Regions from separate parts of the Homo sapiens genome. Here region 1 is linked to region 2. A link is a loop called in an ENCODE intact Hi-C map of the cell type or tissue named here. Cell type or tissue: endothelial cell of umbilical vein. All regions are shown on one strand. Links, peaks and the distances in the headings refer to the core of each region. The heading gives the core; the rest is flanking DNA.

Region 1 (5,389 bases), core at 201-5,200, 200 kb before region 2:
AGCCATCTGCAACACCGTCTTCTAAAATGAGGCACAGCTGTTTAGTTGAACTGGCCTAGTCCCAAAAATGAGAGACTGGTTTGGTGGGATCCTTTGCCATTCAGCTACTGGCTCAATTTTTTCTCCATAGCCACAAACTCTAGGTGTGAAACTTCTTGGTAAGTTTCAGACAGGGGAATGCTGGGTCGCAAAAACTAATACTCCCAAAATGTGACACTTCGACATGCTGAACTGAATAAGAAGCGTCAAGATTTCTCTGACCTCCCCCACTCTTTTCTCTCAATTCATTGTCTCTCTCAAAGCACTGGATGAAGTTCTTCTCTGAAATTCTCTTATCTGCCCAAAGTCTAGACCCATCAAAGAAGAAAACAATTACCTCTGGTCTCTTCCAGGGGGGTATTTTAAAAAGCTTTGAAATCACCCAAATGAGCCCTTTTCTTGTGGTAAACACTTCTAAGTAGTGATGATCACCTGCAAATTACACTTAGTTGCCGACTGCCCCCCATCCACGCAGGCCTTATGCTGACATTATCGAGGCTCACGCTTTATCAGAAAAGGAAACTACAGGAAATGAATCATGAATCATTATTTTTAAAGAGCAACTCCATCACAGCTTGCTTATCATTATTAATAAATGAAGAAAGAGGTAAAACATGTGAACAAAGCCCCTAAGATCTTTGTCTCTGTTTAGAGCCAGCAATTTTGAAATCACCTCACAGTAGCCTGTCTTGGAATAGATGCCTAGATAAGGGTTTGCCACTTACCCTGCTATATCACCTGAGCCAGGGTGATATTGGGGGTCTCTTTTCATTTTATCACTTTGAATTATAGATTGACACAGCTGACATTTAATCTCTATTATTCTCTCTTTTCAGCGTAAGTTTCTTGGGGGTTGGGGGTGCGATGGGGAGAAGAACCTAGATACTTTTGTGTCAAATCTAGCTTAGCTTTTGTTTGTTTGTTTGAGGAGACAAAAAGAAAATAAAACTAAATCTTTTTTTCATTTGGGAAATATGAACAAATAAAATCTTATAGGTTTTATAACCGGATTTGGGGATCCACTGAATAACTAGATACAGAGCAGCTAGAGGCACTTTCATCCACTTCAGTTCCATCATGACAATAAAAGCATATATCCTTAGAAGCGCACATTATCTCAAATGGAATGGTACAGGGAAAATAAGCTGGCTATACTTGCTCAAATTGCTAGTTGCTCGTATTGTCACTGGCAAATTGAGTTTTTTTCCCTACTTTGTATTGGTCACAGAGAAAGAACACCCAATTGGAACAAAAGGCAAGCAGGTTTTATTTCTTTCCAGAAATGAAGAAGGAGTAAGCTTACACTCTAAAGACCCTTTCTCCCCGACCAATAGAAGACATGGAGTTTTTAAGGGCTGGGTCCAAGGAGCAAGAAGGAAGGTTAGCATGTGTAGGGTGGGACTACACATGTGCAGACTTAACTCATAAACACACATCTTCGTACAACCCATGTACATAAAATGGCAGAAATTTTCTTTCTGTAGTGGGAATTTTAGCATTATGATGATATGTTAATGATCTAAAGGCCACTGGGGTTATCTCTTCCAGTTTGGGTTGGTTTCAGGGTCTTATCTCCCTCTGGTATCTGGTCAGGGGTCAGGAAGCTCTGACTCCATCATGGGGCTCATCTGTTTTTTTTAAGTGGCTGTACCTATAAATAAGGGCTGAAGAAAAACAGTAAGTAAAAGAACTTTCCCAGCTACTTCATCAGGGCTACCTTGATAACAAAATAATATTCACTTAGCATTTCTTCTCTAAAGTTGGCTAAAAATTTCCCAACTTTTGCTGCTAGGTTTGGCCAGGTAACTAAGACCTTGTAGGGACCAAGGGAAAACTTCCCATTCACCTTCTGAAGCCCCACTGAAAAGGCAGATTAGTAAGAGAAAAGGCATACAAATGTATTCATGTGCACGAAGGGAAAAATCACAGAGAGATTACCCCACCACACAATTGGGTAGAGATGCTTATTTACCCTTCTTCTTAGTGGAAAGGGAGATAGGGAAACATGGATGATTTTAGGGGGAGTAGTAAATGATTCTTAGGGGAATTCAATGGGCTCAGAACATTCAATGGCCTGGGACAAAGTCTGCTGGGTCCACAGAGCAGGCAATAGTTTATGACAAGTCTGTCCGGGTATGTTAAGAGACTTCAATCTTTCTTCTTGTGATGTAAGTTCACATGTTTAGCTCTTTTCTTCATTTATTAATAATGATAAGCAAGCTGTGATGGAGTTGCTCTTTAAAAATAATGATTCATGATTCATTTCCTGTAGTTTCCTTTTCCGATAAAGCGTGAGCCTCGATAATGTCAGCATAAGGCCTGCATGGATGGGGGGCAGTCAGCAACTAAGTGTAATTTGCAGGTGATCATAGAACTCATGGAGTGTTTACCACAAGAAAAGGGTAAGTGTAATTTGTAGGTGATCATAGAACTTAGGCGTGTTTACAAGAAAAGGGCTTCTTTGGGTGATTTCAAAGCTTTTTAAAATACCTCCCTGAAAAGTAAACTATTTTAATTTAAATTATTAGTCATTTCTACCCGAATCTGAATTACTCACATCAGATACTTTCTGTTTAAGATGTGAGCGAAAAAAGTTAGTCTCAGAGCATAAAGGCTTTGAATGGAGTGATGGGGTGAGCATTGAATAAGGAACAGGCAGAAAGGGAGGATTTTTATAGCAAAAATAGACAAATAGAAGTTGTAGAGTTGGGTTGGATGTCTCATTATAGGGGTAGGGGGAATGGTAAGAGTTTTAGACAGCTAGAGGCAAGTGGTAGGGTGCTGAGTGTTTGGAGAGAGAGAAATGATAACTCTGTTGAAGAAAAGGAAGAGAGAAGTTAAATACGAAGTTTTTAAACATAATTACATTTATTTGACCCCTTTCTCTTACATCCCACATAGCATCTATAAGCAAATCCCATAATCTCTATTTTAAAATATACCCAGAATTCCAGAATCTGACTATCCCACCTTATTTCATCACTACCACCCTAGTATAGTGAATTATTGCAATAGCCTCCTCACTGGTCTCCCTGTTTCCACCATTGTCCCCTTAATGTCAACTTGCCAGAAAGCAAACAGAAAGATCCTTTAAAAACAAAACTCACATCTTGCCACTCTGCTCAAAATCCTCCAGTGGCTTCTCTTGTCTCTCAGAAGAAAATCTTAACCATGGTCTCTGAGTCTGGCCCCTGGATCTCTCTTGACTTCACCTCCCAACTCTCTTTCCCTGGCTCCTTCTACTCCAGGTACTCCTTGCTGGACCTCTAACATGCTAACAGCTCCCATCTTCTGGGCCTTTGCATTTATGATTCCCTCTCCTAGAATGCTAGGATTTCCCCTCTAGAAATCCTCACTCACTTACTTCGTCATTTGATTCAAATCTCTACTTACAGATAATCTTTAGTGGACTTTGAATACTTGATATAAAGTATCTTGAAGTAAATACTTGATATAAAGTATAAAGACCTGAATACTTGATATAAAAAGGCATGAGCATTCCTCTGTATAACTCTCCATCCTTTTGCCCAGTCATATTTTTCCTCCTAACACTTGTCACAACTATATGTGTGTATATATATTTGTTTATTGATTCACTGAAGGCTTGTTTCTTGAGAATAGATTGTCTATTTTATTCTTTGTCTATAGAGAGCACCTAGAAGAGTGCCAGACACATGGTAACAGCTCAACAAGTGCTTGTTAAGTGACTTATATAAATTGCATGAAGCCTCAGAAAGGTTCTGGGAAATCTTAGAGAAAAATTTGAGAGAGCCTTACTATAAATGAAGTAAATGCTCAGAATCTTCTCAAAAGAGAAGCTGAAAGCTTTTATTCTGGCTCAAGAGTTGATGCTGCTTTGCTGAATTGCTGAGATAAATGTCTCTGTGGTGCATTTAAAATGTTGACTATCCTAGATTACTTGAAAAATACTTCCATCCAGTTACCTATAATCTTTCCTGGGACAATTATCAAATGTGCTTGTTAACATTAAATTTATCTTTCTGTTAAATGTTTTGCATTAGCTGTGATCATTTTTGAATAGACAAAGGGTCATACATTGTGCCAGACAAATTCTTTTTCTATCTCATCAGTGAAGAAAAAATTTCTATCCGTACATGACATACTTTGGATTTGTGGAGTTTTGAAGTTTCTACATATTTAATATGATTTTAATCCATTTAAGCTCATAATTTATTTTGTAGTCAGTCTTTGGAACCACACATTCTCCCAGCTTGGATAATATTTTCATTTGAGTATGGACATAATTTGGATCCTACTTTGAGCAAACTATCTTGTAATGGCTTTCTCATATGTCACCTTGTCTAGGCTGAATTGCATTTCCCAGAATTTTTTCTCTTGTTTGTTTTGAGTTGAGGTAAGACATAGGGAAGATTCTTGAGACATTTAGAGGCTGAAAGAGAAGCAGTGGCCATTTTGTGGCTCACACATATTGTTGCTGATCTGTAGATTCACCCTACTGGTGTGAAGCAGCATCTGATTCTGTGGCTGCTCTACCTGCCGCTGATATTCTTTCAGCTTCTCAGACTCCTAGACCAGGGGTGTGTGTTTCACTTTGTGACAAAGGGCCCCACTTCTGCTGGATACCCTCATTACCAAGGTTAGAGGCAACAAGAATGAACACAGGTTTTAGTCCTTCTCCACGGAGTTCCAGCTTAAGCTTGTTGGTTCCAGCCTGCTTGTGTTTTTCCTTTTCTGACTGCCATCCCTGTGATCTTGAAGCCTCAGCATCATGTGTGAGAAAACAGCCATACAGAGACTGCTTAGCCAGCTCCTACAATTGCATAAGGCCAATTCCGTATAACCAATTTCTCTCTCAGATAGAGGAAGAGATACATATAGCTATAAATAAAAATATAGATAATATAGAGATACCAGTAGTTCTCAGCTGGAGGCAATTTTCACCCTCAGGGAACATTTGGCAGTGTCTGCATACGTTTTTGGTTGTTACAACTTGGTGGAGGGTAGAGAGTTGTGCTACTGGCATATAGTGAGTAGAGGCCATAGATAAACCCACAATTCACAGGACTGTCCCCCACCCTCACACCCCAACAAAGAATTATCCAGCCCAAAAGTCAATAATGCCACTCTGCAGAATATCTGATATAAATATAGAGATCTAGATAGATACTAGTTTTTGCTTCTCTGATTAAATGCTAACTGATACAGATTTTAATACCAAGAGTGGTTCCAGGGGGATAGAATCTTAAGTATGAATTCTCTGACTTGGTTTTGAGTCTTCTCTAATATGATTAAATTTAAAAGCACTAATGAGTCTACTTCTAGCAGTAAGAAGGGCACTGGTAGTCAATGGCATGATGTGGCAATAGAG
Region 2 (5,389 bases), core at 271-5,270:
TATTTCTGTCTGTGGTATATCCATGGTTGACACAGGGATAAGGGGTGAGCAGAGGGAGAGTGTTCTAAACCCCAGAATACAGTGTTTTATATCCACCTCTAAGATTGAGGCTGAAAAAGCCTATTTATAAAATACCTTTAAAATTATAGAATTCCTTCTGTATCTGAAAGTACTGTCCTGAGCCTTCTGGAATAATCAAAGAAATGGCTGATAAAAGAGCTTAGCAATCATTTGAAGCACTGAGCTAGCACCATCAAGACACTTTGGGATTGAACAATTGGTGGAGAAATCATCCCCAGAACAATTGATTTTTTGGTACATTCAACAACTGCCTAATAGTCACAACCATCAACTTAAGGGGGAAAATACACACTACTATATAAACCTCTGAATGTGCTTTACAATAGCTACAATTTCAGAGAAATGAGATCTTATTTAAAAGATGGATTCTTAAAGCTGTTGCAATTTTTGAGTAACACTAATGTGCAGGGGAGAAGCTGACTTCCATAACAGTACTTTATTTTTCTGTAAAGATGCTACTCAACAGCCCACATCCCACTTCTTGTTTTGTACAATTTTTGCTGCCCAAGGTAGGGTGCAGGGAGGCAGGAGGAACTTGAAAGATCAAACACAAAGATGGAATCGCGGAGTGCCCCAGCAAACAGGATCCCTTCCTGATGACTCAGTAGCCAACAATCTTCTTATCCAACATAGTTTTTTAAATTTGGACAACATACAAATATCTTTTAAAGGGGAAGAAAGACTGCATGTAAGTGTTATCTTTACTATTTCTTCTTGTGTTATTTAAACATGTAGGAACAAGCACTAGATGTGGTAGGCCGTTTTTGCATTGCTATAAAGTAATACCTGAGGCTGGGTAATTTATAAAGAAAAGAGGTTTGATTGGCTCATGGTTCTACAGACAGTACTAGAAGTGTAGTGCCTGCATTTGCTTCTGGTGAGGGCCTGAGGAAGCTTACAATCATGATGGAAAGGGAAGCAGGCATCTCACATGGTGAGGACAAGAACAAGAGAGAGATGGGGGAGGTGCACACACTTTTAAATGACCAGAGCGCCTGTGAACTCAGAGTGAGAACTCACTTAACACCAAGGAGGTGGCACCTAGCCATTCATGAGGGTTCCACCCCCATGATCCAAACACCTCTCACCAGGTCCCACCTCCAACACTGGGGATTACATTTCAGCATGAGATTCGGAGGGGACAAATATCCAAGCTACATCACTTAGGTATAATAAGCTGCTTATATGTATTGTCATTACACCAGTATAAATTAAAAATAGATTTCCAAATGAAAAGTAAGCAAAACTAGGAAGTGACAAAATACAAATTAATGACATTTATGTGACAAATAAGATGATAATAAAGGCAAACTGGTATTTACAGTTTAAATCTTCATTCATTCATGTGTTTGTTCATTTGACAAGCACTGGTTGAGCACCTATTATTCCTAATGATGCTTTTCTAGGTGCTGCAAATATATCTGTGAGCAAAATAAAATTCCCCATCTTCATGAAGCTTACATTCTAGTGTTATAAGATAGATAGAAAACCAAATAAATAAGTGAAATATGTAGTGTGTCAGATGATATTGAGTGCTAAGGAGAAAAAATCTAGAGAAGGGAGATTTGAGAAAAGGGAGCTGCAATTTGTAATTTAGGAAAGGCCTCATGGAGAAGGTGGTATTTGTAGAGAAAACTTGAAGCAGGTGAAAGAGTGAGTATTTGGGTGTTACTGGGTGAGGAAGGCTCAGTGTTCCAGTCAGAGGGAACAGTGGGTGCAAAGGCTCTGAGGCTGAGGTAAGCCTGTTTTTGACTTGTCTCTTTTTCAAACTAATGTAAAACCTCTGCTCTTACTGTGTTGGCTGTTAGGTCATTTGTCTTTTACTGGAGGATAATGATATCTTTTATATATTACATCTACTTCATCTTCAAAAATTAGGTAATAACAGTAAAGTGATATTATTTAACAGTAATGAGATAGTAAACCTAATTATACACACACAGGTATTGAAATACAGTAACAGACCACATTAATTGGTTGGTGGCATTATAAAGACTATGCTTAATTGAATATATTTATATTATCAAAATCTAAATGTAGAGTTAGTAAATTTGCATTAATATGCTTACAGATGTCTGGTAACAAGACCACGGATGCTCTGTGGCCCCAGGAACCCCACTTTAATAAACAAGGAGGACCCCTTTTAAGCCTGCCTTCTAACTGGTTGATTCGAGGTCATCTGTTACACTAGTGAATATGGAGATACAAGATTTCTTCACTTTGGCCCCTATGATATTAGTGAATATGACTCAACACATGGTTTGGGGAATGTACAGGGTGCATGGCTAGAAAATAAGTTCCAAAAAACAATCTTAGTTCTTCTGTTGTCATACCCACCTATGAGAATTGCTTCCGTGATTTTAGACCATGTGCAGCCCAGATTCTCTGCCCATACTTATCTAGGCAGGAAACAGCTTTGTTGATTTTGCAACACCGAGAGGAGATTGGAGAGTAGTTTGGGCAAAGCAGCTTCTGCACCATTCCTATTAGCCCACAATTCTGCAGCTGAGACAGAATACAGAGCCTGAAAATAATTCTTGTGAGGCTGCCTCATTAGTCACATGGCAAGACTGGCTTCAGGGTTAAGGTGGGAGTGGCCAATGAAGCAATGAAAACTCTCTTTGCCCATGCTTTTGGAAGCTGCACTAGTTTTGATGAAGGTTCTGAGAAAGTTTTCCAAAATGCATAACATAAGAGAGGTACATAGGGCATCAGCATTAGGAATGATTGTAGCTGGCAATATCTGTTACAATAACTGGTGCATATCTGTGACATTTAAGATGAAATTGGGAGAACTCCAAGATATTTTGAGAAGGAATTGAGCATAGTGAAAAAAAAAAAAGAAAACATTCTTACCATGAAATGGTCTGGAAAAATGGATATGTATGTTAAATCAATTTTTTTTTTTTTTTTTTGGATACAGGATTTTACTCCAGTTGCCCAGGCTGGAGGGCAATGGCACAATCTGGGCTCACTGCAACCTCTGACTCCTGGGTTCAAGAGCTTCTCCTGCCTCAGCCTCCCAGGTAGCTGGTTAAGTAATGGGTGCATGCAACTGTGCCCAACTAATTTATATATATATATATATTTTTTTTTCTTTTTTTTTGTAGAGACGGGATTTCACCATGTTGCCCAGACTGGTCTCGAACTTCTGGGCTCAAGTGATCCACCCACCTCAGCCTCCCAAAGTGCTGGGATTACAGGCGTGAGCCACCATGCCTGGCCAATGGGTATGTATTTTTGATTAACGTTTCTTAATTAACCTTACATGGAAAAGTAGATGAGTTTGATAGGCTATCCTGACTAATCTGGACTGCATGGAACTGCTTAAAGGTAATTTTCTCATCAGGAGTAATTAAATTCTAGGACTAGGCTGTAATCTTGACATGATAATATGATTACTGCCTCTTAAAATAACATACATTTTATACATACAAAAATCTTGTCTCCTTCACTCATACTACATGCTGATAACCTTACCACCATCACCACCATTTTGCCTCCACTGCATCCCCCTACACATCAGATATACAAACATACATTTAAGAGAATTGTCTGGGATCCCATAGGATTAACATAGTGTTTCATATGCATCAAGAGGTGAGAAATGAAGATTTCACATCCATAATTCCATAAAGTATCAGAAGACACAAGGTGTTAGCATATGATATTACAAAGGTAGTATAGCATAGTGTCGAGGAGCAGGGGCCCTGGAGGCAGACTGCCTGGGTTGAAATCCCAGCTGCTACTAACCAGCTGTGTGAGTTACTTATCCCTCTGTATGCTTTGATATGCTCATCAGTAAAATGAATTGAATAATTTTACCTAAGTCATGTGATTGTAAGAATTAAGTAAATTACTGTACGTTAACCACTTAGAACAATACCAGCATATAGTAAACATTATAGAACTAAATACATTGAAATAAAGAAAGAAGGCTTATCTTAGAAAAAAATAGTAAGTGGATTATTAAAAATTGTTAAGACATGACGATAGAGATATTTATAAAGCATTTGATTCCTGAAGTAATAGCAAGATCTTTATTTTTCAATTTGTGTAAGATTTTGGTTATGCAGAAGACATTGTTTTTTGAGTAGAATGCAATCAATACCTTAGAACTATTTGGCATGTTTTTCCCCTAATGTGAAGCATGAGTTGTAAGAAAAAATAATATATATTCATGAAAGAGCACTAATAGGCTGAGAAATCAACAACTGCTTGACATTCATGAAATGTCTTTTTCAGTGTATCATGAAGTAGCTCAGGAATAGGCATTGTCTGAAGAATAAAAACTTGGTACAGATTAAGAACAGGGAAGACTCAAATATCCTTAATTCCTTACTTTATATGTTATAAACACTGTAGAGGATGCTGTGGTATGCTGCTAAGATACTGCCTTCAGGATTAAAGTACTCACTCCCTCAGGTTTTGGGATTGTTGGCAACATACATCCTTTAGCTGTTCACTCTTTCTAGAAATTGCTTTCTGCTGAAGAGATCTGCCTCATCCAAAGTCATGCTCCATTTCTGCGGGGGAACTGATACCCAGTGATCGGTATATCTGGGTGTATGAAGACTCGACCCACTTGCCCCAGTTTGAGAAAGTTCTTCAGGGCCATCCCAGGTCTTCAGGTCTCCATACGATTGGCTGAGGCCTTTGTTGTAATTGCTTCTCAATTCAACAGTGCCCTCTGTTTAATCTTGCTTCATTCAATCTTCCAGTTATTAATCCCAAAAGGACTCCCCCATAAATCTCTTGCTGGCAAATATCTGACTCAGAGTCTAGTTCTTGCAAACGTGACCTGCATCAGGTATATATTGAGTAGGGTATATATCAGCCACAGTGATATGAAGCCATGGTATTCTGGTATTTCATTTTCCTTTTCAACAGGGATATATTAATGTGCTTATTGCAATCTTCTTTAAGGATTTCTTAACTTCTTCAGCAAAGTCTTTATCCATTGGTCCCTGGATCAGACCTCATCAAAGCACCCGGCCATAGTCAGAATCCAAGAATGAAACAATGGCCAAGTTCAGGGTGGAACCAAAGGTCCTACACTTAAACAGGTCCTTGATAACTGAGTGTAACTAGTATTAATTATTGGTAAAGAACAGGTGAGATAACATCAGGTGAGGTTAAGTCATGTAATACTTCCCCTCAGAAAGAACACCAAGGAGTTTATCACACTCCAGAAACAAGATGTGAGTGCTGCTTAGATGTCCTGTTCTTCAAAGAGCCCATATGATCACATTAAACTCATTCTCATTATTGAGCATGATGGAAGGCAGAGTCAGTGCATCCAAGAAAG

What was found. A loop is a pair of places that touch in the nucleus more often than their neighbours do. Peaks named below come from ENCODE experiments on the same cell type or tissue, not always from the same donor. Only the 100,000 strongest peaks of a DNase experiment are listed, where the experiment ranks them.
Region 1: a loop joins it to region 2, with 2.7 times the contacts of the local background. A loop is called at or near these places in 3 of 110 quality-filtered maps.

Annotation. Positions count from the first base shown.
Region 1 is chrX:42,943,982-42,949,370 of GRCh38, reverse strand. LOC105373188 (a long non-coding RNA gene) reads right to left here. Exons shown (of 5, transcript XR_949037.3): 5 at 4,315-4,831. Among named protein-coding and RNA genes, the nearest start is that of PPP1R2C, 170 kb to the right of the region's middle. RefSeq lists an enhancer at 1-877 and a silencer at 4,804-4,863. In endothelial cell of umbilical vein, for the core only: no CTCF peak of the experiment used is centred there; DNase peaks (open chromatin) are centred at 510 and 2,360.
Region 2 is chrX:42,743,944-42,749,332 of GRCh38, reverse strand. The region is part of intron 1 of LOC105373186 (a long non-coding RNA gene); the gene reads left to right. Among named protein-coding and RNA genes, the nearest start is that of PPP1R2C, 32 kb to the left of the region's middle. In endothelial cell of umbilical vein, for the core only: no CTCF peak of the experiment used is centred there; DNase peaks (open chromatin) are centred at 672 and 2,542; H3K27ac peaks cover 1,040 bases.